Regions from separate parts of the Homo sapiens genome. Here region 2 is linked to region 1. A link is an interaction called in ENCODE POLR2A ChIA-PET data of the cell type or tissue named here. Cell type or tissue: MCF 10A. All regions are shown on one strand.

The links. ChIA-PET counts read pairs that join two places held together with the same protein. Peaks named below come from ENCODE experiments on the same cell type or tissue, not always from the same donor. Only the 100,000 strongest peaks of a DNase experiment are listed, where the experiment ranks them.
Region 2: POLR2A ChIA-PET joins it to region 1 with 5 read pairs; 2 of 35 experiments call an interaction of 5 or more read pairs at or near these places.

The regions. Positions count from the first base shown.
Region 1 is chr17:69,537,381-69,542,380 of GRCh38, reverse strand. It overlaps MAP2K6 (mitogen-activated protein kinase kinase 6), which reads right to left. Exons shown (of 12, transcript NM_002758.4): 12 at 1-705. The coding sequence ends at 628. Among named protein-coding and RNA genes, the nearest start is that of LINC01483, 54 kb to the left of the region's middle. In MCF 10A, no CTCF peak of the experiment used is centred here; a DNase peak (open chromatin) is centred at 2,150.
Region 2 is chr17:69,266,545-69,271,544 of GRCh38, reverse strand. ABCA5 (ATP binding cassette subfamily A member 5) reads left to right here. Exons shown (of 39, transcript NM_172232.4): 21 at 256-383; 22 at 795-932; 23 at 3,489-3,602. Among named protein-coding and RNA genes, the nearest start is that of PRO1804, 34 kb to the right of the region's middle. In MCF 10A, no CTCF peak of the experiment used is centred here; a DNase peak (open chromatin) is centred at 2,184.

The DNA of each region.
Region 1 (5,000 bases):
CAAAAATGGCAGCAGTCACAACAGCTGGAACAGACATTTCACAAGAAGAGCTCCTTTTTGATATTTTTATAATATTCTCAAAGATGCATATTAAATAATTTCTTCTGGACCACAGACACAATTGAACTTAAAAAATAAAAGCCCTATAAATATTGCTAACCCAACCTTATATTTTTTTTTTGAATCTCCCTTCTTGTATAAAATGGAATCTTTTCAACCAAGCACTTAAACATAAATATTAAAATAATAAATGGGACAAACTACAAATCTACTTATAATTTCATCACTACCGTAGCACCTTTTTGTCAGGGCCAATGCATTCATTTTGTAAAGAATAAGAGAAGTCTGAGAAGCTTGAGGACTCATATGACACATCATTAAATATTTAATCACCTTTTGAAGTCCTAAGCCTTTATCATAATTCATCCATCTAGACAGTTCATTCTATACTATAGATTCCAAGGCCCCCTTAAGAGGGGGAGTAAAAAGAAAATTGGGAGAGAAAACCCTCTGAGAGGCAGGGTTAAATTATCTCAAAGATGACTTTCTATTGATGCTGTAGTGAACTTGCTTCACCCCGAAACCCACCAATCCACAGTAGGGTCAACCGATTAAGTCCACTGCTTTTTAGTCTCCAAGAATCAGTTTTACAAAAGATGCCACATCTGTTCCTTTGGATTCATGTAGGGTGAAAAATGGATGTTGCTGGAAAAGAAAAAGAAAAAACATGGTATTAATGTCTTACTGACAATCAATATATGAGATTAGCAAATGAATAGATCTGCTTGGTACAGGGATTAAGTATCCCTATCAGAGCTAGGCTGGGCTTTTCCTACCCTTTCCAAAATCAAGCACACATCTAGTGATGCAAACATTTTAAAGATATCTCTTAGTTGTCACTCTTTCCATCTTGATATCTCTAGGTTTCCACTATATTAAATTTTAAAAAAAAGTGTAATTATGCTACGTAAGTCTCATCTACAGCAAAATACAAAGATTGACAAAAAACAACCCAAACTCTGATTTACAAATAGCCCTGGGCCCCACAAGGTCATTTTAGGCTAATATAGTAGTAAGATAATAAGACAATTCATAGGTGTATGTACTTTTTTCTTTTTGAGATGGAGTCTCGCTCTGTTGCCCAGGCTGGAGTGCAGTGGTGCGATCTTGGCTCACTGCAAACTCTGCCTCCCGGGTTCAAGTGATTCTCCTGCCTCAGCCTCCCGAGTAGCTGGGATTACAGGTGCATGCCACCATGCCTGGCTAATTTTTTATATTTTTAGTAGAGACAGGGTTTCACTGTGTTACCCAGGATGGTCTTGATCTCCTGACCTCGTGATCTGCCAGCCTCGGCCTCCCAAAGTGCTGGGATTGCAGGCGTGTGCCACCATGCCCGGCCAGCAGTATGCACTTTTATTTCTCAGGAAAAAGATGATGGAATGAGAAGCCAATTTTGTTGAACAGTAAACGTGCAAGGAAGGTAGCCCTCGCCCTTGACGTTGGAGAATTGGTTTAGACTAAAACAGTTAAAGCCATTTGCCAAGCCACGAGCTTTATTTATGTCTCTCCTGATGAAGAGTTGATCCATCTGAAAAATAATGTAGACTGCCAAACTCTAGTTATGTGCAGAGAAAACTGAACTCGGAGATTAAAGATTGAAAAGGGAAAAGAAGAGTCTCTATCCTCACAGCTCAGAACAAGTAAACTCTAAAAACATAACAAGTCTTATGCTTTGCTAGGGGAACAAGCATGGTATGTGATTCAAGAGGCCATGCATTTCAAAACAATCCTGAGCAGGAAGCCATTTTCTCTGCACTAGAACAATTCTCCCCAGATTGCTCAATTTTGTTACAATAAGTGCCCAGCTCTCACAGTGGAACCTGCCACCTCTACTTAGAAAGATATATCAGGTCATGAGCCACAGTTCTTATAGTGGAAATAGAACCAACCAAACCTACCCCAAATGGATAATTCTTACAGGTAGAACTTAGTCCCACGTGTCTCACCTCCCATGCTCACTCCCTTGATTGCCTGGTAGTCTATTTTCAATGACCAGTTGAGTAGCTAAATGTAAGCATTTTTACATCCAGACACATAAGTGACTCACTCTGTTTCCCCTGACTTTAGGGAGTTTAGTTTACAACCTTTATGTTGCCCAGCTGTAGGTTTTCTAATTATATTTGTTTTAAACCTGACAGCAGAGGGTTGGATGAGTCAGCTCCGTGGAAAACTGAGTTCCTGCTCATGGAAACTCTAGGAAACAATGCAAATGGGAAAGGAACAAAGAAATAAAAACCCCAAAGAAGATAGCTGGTCGCGATTAAGTATCATGACTCAGAAAATGGAAAAGAGATTTTCTCCCTTTGCCCATCTGAGGACACAGGTTGAGTGCTGGCTCCGATCCTTACACTCATGAAATCAACTGAAGCTCTGAGTGCCAGGTCCTTCCTCCTGAGCTCCCTCAAAAACTAAATAGCAGCCATACTTCTGATTAGTCACCACATACACAGCACACTTACCAAGGACTCTACCATCATGCTTATTAGCTTTCCCACATCCTCTGGACATTTGGAAATCTTTTAATGTACTTAAAAGCTTTTTACTATCAAAACAGGACATGCCAAACCTCAGATTATCTTGGTGACTGCTTCCAACACCTGCCAGCCCCACCTTGCCTTTTGTTCTGCTAGTGGCTATTAGCTCAGTAGATGTTGCCTGAGTCTGCAAATGAATTAAATAACCTGACTTGAAGTCTTTAATCAAAAAAAAAGAAAATCGCTAGGCATCTTTCCATTTATTCCCAGGTTGAGAAAATGCTATGAGAGCCAGAAGGGCAGGGGGAGGGGAAAACGGGTAGGCATGACAAATGGAAAGTGTGACTTGCCTTCTTGTGTGGGTTTTGAGGCTGTAAAAGGTTAAGAGGGAACCCAGTCCCTCCTATAAGCAATGGATTAAGATTAGCAAGGGCAGCAACCAGGAAATTGACAAATGAGGGACTATGAATAATACTCAGACTATAATACCAGGCTGGGTTTCCCAAAAGAGGAGCCAGGGAGACAAGAAGGGAGGACTTTACACCATTTAGTCTCACTGATGTGCCTGAAGAAAACATGGAGATCCGTGAACATACTACGAGGAATAGACAGACAAGCTACAGTCACCAGCAGGTCTCCCTGTCCCATGCACAGCACCTCATCCCTTAAGACTATGGTTTTGAATGGGTCAGGCATCTTTGTTTAACATACAGTTCAATCTAGAACTTCCTAAGATAATTGGAGAACATTATTTCACTGGGCAATCACTTGAATGAACTGGTTATCTTTTCTGGTGATTATCATCTAGGACAGGGATCAGCTACCTATGACCCAGAGGCCAAATTTAGCCCACTGCTTGTTTTTTTAAATAAAGTTTTATTGGAACACAGCCACACACACCCCATTTTTTTTTTAACACATCGGATATGGCTGCTTTCACATTGCAACACTGAATTAAGCCATTGTAAACAGCAACTGTATAGCCTACAAAGACTAAAATACTTACTATTTAGTCCTTTACAGAAATCGTTGGCTGCTACCTACTTTAGAAGAACAAATTCTACTGAGTCATACTCCCCAGTGACATTTGAGAGAAGAAGCAAATGACATGATCTTAAAGAATACACACCCTTCAATCCGTGTTAGGGAGAGAAACATTTGGGATTTCTATAAGAGGGACATGTCTAGGTTAAGGCCTTAATTAAACTGTCCTTCACCTGGAAAAAGGATTATTTTTTTCCTTCATACTTCCTCACCAACTCCTAAAATCTAAACAATTGCCTCTCAGCAAGTGTTTTCCCAATGCTAAAGTCAGGGAGTTTGGACTCAGATTTTCCGTTTGAAAACCTCAGTTCCACAGGAAAGCAGGGAACAGTTATAGTCTTAAAAGGCAAGTCCATTTCCAGTACCACAAAGACTAATGCTGTAAGAAGAAAAGGGGGACTGACATGATTTTATAACATTGATATATATGTAGGCCATAAAATATCACAGGGTTAGAACATATTACAAATGTAGAATTTGACATCAGCTGCCCATGTATATTAAGCATTCTTTTCTCAAGTGTGTTTCAGTGAAATTTCTGATCCGAAACCATTTGGAAGAAGAAAAAGTAGCCAGAAATATATAGAAAATGTTCTTCTTATCTGAACTTAGTTACAAAACATGGCAACTTTAGAATAGGAGTACAGGTGCACACTTGTAGTCCCAGCTACTTGGGGGGCCCAGGCCGGGGGATTGTTTGAGCCCACGACTTCGAGACCAGCCTGGGCAACATAATGAGACTCCATCTCTAAAAAATAAAAATTAAAATATAAATAAATAAATAAAATAGGATTACAGGCTCCATAGTATCCTACAAGAATAACTGTATATCTACTGTATTTTATATGAAATTAATTTTAAAATGGCCTAGCGGGTGCATAAGCATATTTAAAAAGAGTAAACAGAACCAAAAAAGCCTTTGACTGGCTATTAAAAAATAATCGGGAAGAAAATATTCAACTTAAACATGTACTATGCTAGGATTTTCTCAAACATTACTCATATTTCCTTCTTTAACTGTGAGTTTTAGTTGAATAAAGATGGTAGAGTGCTGAGCACCAGGGGCTGCCTTTTAATGCACCCAATGGAGGCCCAATGAGATGGTCTCATCTCCAATTCATCCAGTTGCAAAATGGTTCAATCTTCAATCAAAGCTTAGGCAACAGAAGTGAAAACCTATGTGATTGGCTGTAACTATCACGCATCTTCCTGATCAGCTTTCTGTAACTCTTCCTGACTCGACATTTCCAAGCTGTGCTTCCTCATATCTAAGCCACCTCACCACAGCATTTGACACTAGGAATCCATGCTTCTAAGACATGCCCTGAGTTGGTCTTGAAGACAGCAGGGCTTGTGGCTGGGATAGCAGAGGAGCAAGCATTTAATGCCTGATGAATAACTGTGTTCCAGTAAGAAAGGGTG
Region 2 (5,000 bases), 270 kb after region 1:
TATACTTATTTTACCCACTTTACAAAAGAGGGAACTTAAGGTCCAGAACATCTAGGTAACTTGCTTGAAGGACGAATAGTTTAATGTTACAACTCAACTTTAAAACCAGGCTGACTGGCTTCAGAGCCAATGTACTTACTTGCGTATTCGCTAATGAAAATAAAATATTTCTCTAAAAATAGAATTATCTTCCCAGTGTTACTAAAAGCCTCGTTTAGACTCATTTTTTATTATTTGCTTATTTTCTAACACCAGACTCAGATATCAGTGATCTTATTAGCTTTTTCACAAGCCAGAACATAATGGTGACGATGATTAATGACAGTGACTATGTATCCGTGGCTCCCCATAGTGCGGCTTTAAATGTGATGCATTCAGAAAAGGTAAGATGAATGCAGTGAATGAATATCCATTTGGGAGTTATGCAAGATTAAAACGTTTCTTCTAAAATTAATTATTTGTTGATTTGACCTTATGAGTTAGAAATTAGATTTTACTTTTGGAAATAACTAGCTGTCTTTATTTATGATATATTTCATTACTTCACAGATGACCAATATATAAAGTTACAGAAATTTAGTTTTTTAAAAAATTATATGCTTGTTTAAAATATTAAAATATCTGTACATTCCAAACCAGATTGTCTTTATCTGTCATTGAGTATTATTTCTGTGAGTTGTTGAAGCAGTTTTTCTGTATGAGAATTAGCTTTGTTGGTGAGAAAAGCTTGGTACATATCAATAATATATCCGCTTATATACAGTATGTAATAAGTGTCTTTTTTTTAATTGTAGGACTATGTTTTTGCAGCTGTTTTCAACAGTACTATGGTTTATTCTTTACCTATATTAGTGAATATCATTAGTAACTACTATCTTTATCATTTAAATGTGACTGAAACCATCCAGATCTGGAGTACCCCATTCTTTCAAGTAAGCCAATGTATATACAGATAAATTTCCATATGCATGTCATATATATAATAACCATTAAAAACTAAGCAAAAATAACAAAATATGTAGAAATTTATCTTGTGAGATCTCTTAGACTTCTTAAAACTCAAGTGAGAAACGGTTTACATTAAGGTTTAGGATTCCCCAGTAGAAGTATGTTTCAGGGTAAAGGAGATTCTGTTTTGGTATTAATATTTGTATAAGGAATAAGTGTGTTCTATATTGATCATAGAATAAAATATAAGATAATTTTTAAATGAATATTTTTTACCTAAAATCCAGGTATTGGGTATTGAAAAAAACTTGAGAAGTCACCCAGGCAACCATTTTTCCTCTAGATAGAACTGTTGGATTGTACATATCAGAATCAAGATTACAGAAAAGTATCCAACATATTTTCTCTTAATCCTTTTGATTTTCATATGCTAAAAAATAAATGGACAAATATCTGTAACAATATTTTCTATCTTCTTCTTTTCATACTTTTAAAAACAGCTTCATTGAAATATAATGCCCAATCAACCTGACCATTATTCAAAGTATACACTTCGGTGTCTTTTATTATGCTTATAGAGTTGTGCAGTCATCACTACAGTCAGTTTTAAATATGCCATCACCCCCCTCCAAAAAAAATAACCCTTATACTCATTAGTAATCACTCATTTCCTCTCATACCCACTCCCAACCCTAGGCAACCACTAATGTACTTTCTGTTTCTATGGATTTCCTTATTTTAGACATTTTATATAAATGGAATCATACAGTATGTAGTCTTTTTTGTCTGCTTTCTTGTACTTAGCATACTGCTTTGAAGATTCATCTGTTTTGTAACACGTATCAGTGCTTCATTTATTTTTACTACCAAATCATATTTCATTGTGTGGAATGTATGGAATGTTTATGTGAAATACTGCATTCTACTTATCTGTTCATCAGTTGATGGCATTTGGGTTATTTCCACCTTTTGGCTATTATGAGTAATGCTTATGAATATTTGAGTAGAAGATTTTGTATGAGCATATGTTTTTATTTCTCTTGGATATATAATTAGGAGTGGAATTGCTAGATCATCTAGTAACTCTATGTTTAACACTTGAAGAACTGCCAAACTGCTTTCCAAAATGGTTGCATCATTTTCCATTTCCAGCAGCAGTGTCTGTGGAGAGGTATCTCATATTATGAAATATTTCAAACGTACAGAAAACGAACCACCTACTATCCAAATATTTCAAATGTTAATATTGCATAATATTTGTTTTTAGTAAAACTTTTAAGACACAGGTGAAAACTCATGTTACCCCTCTCCAATCTTGTTTCCTTCTCTCCTCCGTAGGAGTAACCGCAATTCACAATTTCACAATTTGTAATTCCCATACGTGTTTTTTTGATGTTACTACATATGTCTGTATCCATAACTATTACACAAGATTTTACAACTTACAATTTTCAACAACACTGACATATAATCATACTATATTTCGAAAGAAATACATGGGAGTTTTTGAAGCTAACTATTCATATATAGTCGTATTAATATTTCAAATTTGTTTCTTCATTAGATTCTGTATGATTGGATCCAACTGTAGTCTCATTCATTTCCACTTCTTGCACTACTAGTCTACATATTTGTGGGTTCTTTCTGAGCCTCCACTGTCATATTACGAGAGTTTCAGACAAATTCTGCAATGTCATATGACCTGAACTTTGGAATTGACTTAATTGCTAAATAGGAAAACTCAGAAGGCTAGGTTTCAGCAAGACAGTGATGTACTCTGTCTCTATGTCATCCCATGGAGGGGTGTGCCAGTGCGAGGGTATCTGCTAGGCACTGCGGATTCTATTCCAGTGCAGAGTACCTTCTCTGTCCCACGGGTCTGTATTCTTATAGAACAAGGGGAGGAAACTGACCTTGGTGAGGGTGGCTGATAATATAGTATCCTTGGACTTGGGTAATCTGCATTTGAAGTGCTAGCTGTTTATTGATTGTCTGGGAAAGTTAGCTGACTGCACCTGGATCCCTGGGGAAGCTAACGACATTGGGGCCTGTGGGAGTTAATTCCTCTTCTGCTTGGGAGAAGAAGTTCTAGTTCCATAGGAAGCTGAGCTTGGATATAGCTTTTCCCAATTAAAAAGACAAGAGCAACAAATATCATTCTTAGATATTTATTATTATTTCATAGGACCACTATGGTGGACATACTAACTGCTTTTCAAATACATCATTCATTTTTATGAAATTGTGAAGCGTAATTTATATGCCTGATTATTCTGTGTTGTAGACAGGAAAATGAAAGTAAAATGATTTGCTTAGGATCAGATAGTTATTAATAAGTGGCAGAGTTGGTAATATTGTCCACAACCACCTGTTAATACATCTGCCACTCATTCTTTCATGTAGACTATGCCTGGGTTAGATATTCTAATACATTCTTTCTGAGGTTTTGATTTTTTTTTGATATAAGATATATCCTAAGATATATCTTAAGATATAAAATGATTCTCAGTTCCATTTGTTACTCTGTGGTTGTCTTTCAGGAAATTACTGATATAGTTTTTAAAATTGAGCTGTATTTTCAAGCAGCTTTGCTTGGAATCATTGTTACTGCAATGCCACCTTACTTTGCCATGGAAAATGCAGAGAATCATAAGGTAATGACTCAGTTAAAAATATATAATTTGCTAATAAGAAGTGTCATATAAAAATAACCTATTTGCTTGATTGCAAGGCTTAGTATAATTGTTATTTCAGAAATAAGTAAATGGAATATAAATACATTTATTATAGTTTCTTATTGTAATAAGTGATAATTAATATTTATTATTTGAGACTTGCTACATGCTTTAAAAATTATATTCTCTAATTCTCACAACATTGTGAGGTAAGTTTTTTGTTACTGATTTCTTATAGATCAGGAAATCAAAGATGGGATTGTTCATATGACTTGCTCAGGTTGACTCAACTTGTTTAAATTGTGGATTTGGGAAGTGACTGTGATCTTTATGTTCTTAACTGGCAAACTAACATGCCCGTCCCTTTTATCCTTTAACAGAGGTATTAAGTAGTCAAGGTGCTAAATTCTTATTAATGGAAAAAAAATAGATGAAAGTGATTGTCATCATTAGGGCCTTGGAGAAATTGCTAAGTATACAGAGGTTCTTTGGTATTCTTTCACTTTCTTTTTACGCCTTTCCCTTTTGTTTTCCTTCAGGCATATAGCGATCTTGTACAGTCTTTGGTTGTTCAAAGCCTCCCACTTTTTCACTCTGCTGAGATTATATCTTACTGCTCTAATAAAAATTCTGATCTTCTTCATGGATGATCTTAATTCAGTAAAAACAAATTTGTCTAAATTAATTTACAGACTGTGATGAATAATGAGCTCATTATTTTAATAAATTCTAAAAAAATAAATTGTAGGCCAGGCGTGGTGGACCACGCCTGTAATCCCAGCACTTTGGGAGGCCGAGGTGGGCGGATCACCTGAGGTTGGGAGTTCGAGACTAGCCTGACCAACATGGAGAAACCCCGTCTCTACTAAAAATAGAAAAAAAATTAGGGCGTGGTGGTGCATGCCTGTAATCCCAGCTACTCAGGAGGGTGAGGCAGGAGAATCACTTGAACCCGAGAGGCGGAGATTGCAGTGAGCCGAGATCATGCCATTGCACTCCAGCCTGGGCAACAAGAGCAAAAACTCCATCTCAAAAATAAATAAATAAATAAATAAATAAAATAAATAAATACATTCTAATAAAAATTTTGTTATTTGTTTACTATAAAAGTAACACATATCTCTATTTTTAAAATAATATTCAATTTTTGTTAAATATACTCATTGTAGTAATGTATAAATTATAGAAAAGTATAAGGAATATAGAAATCCATAACCCACTGCACAATAATAAAATTTACTGGACATTTGCATTTTCTTTCTTGTTTCAACTGAAACATTTTTTTTCCAATATAAATTTTTTATTTTTATTTATTTATTTTTTAATTTTTTTATTTATATATATATATATTTTTATTATACTTTAAGTTTTAGGGTA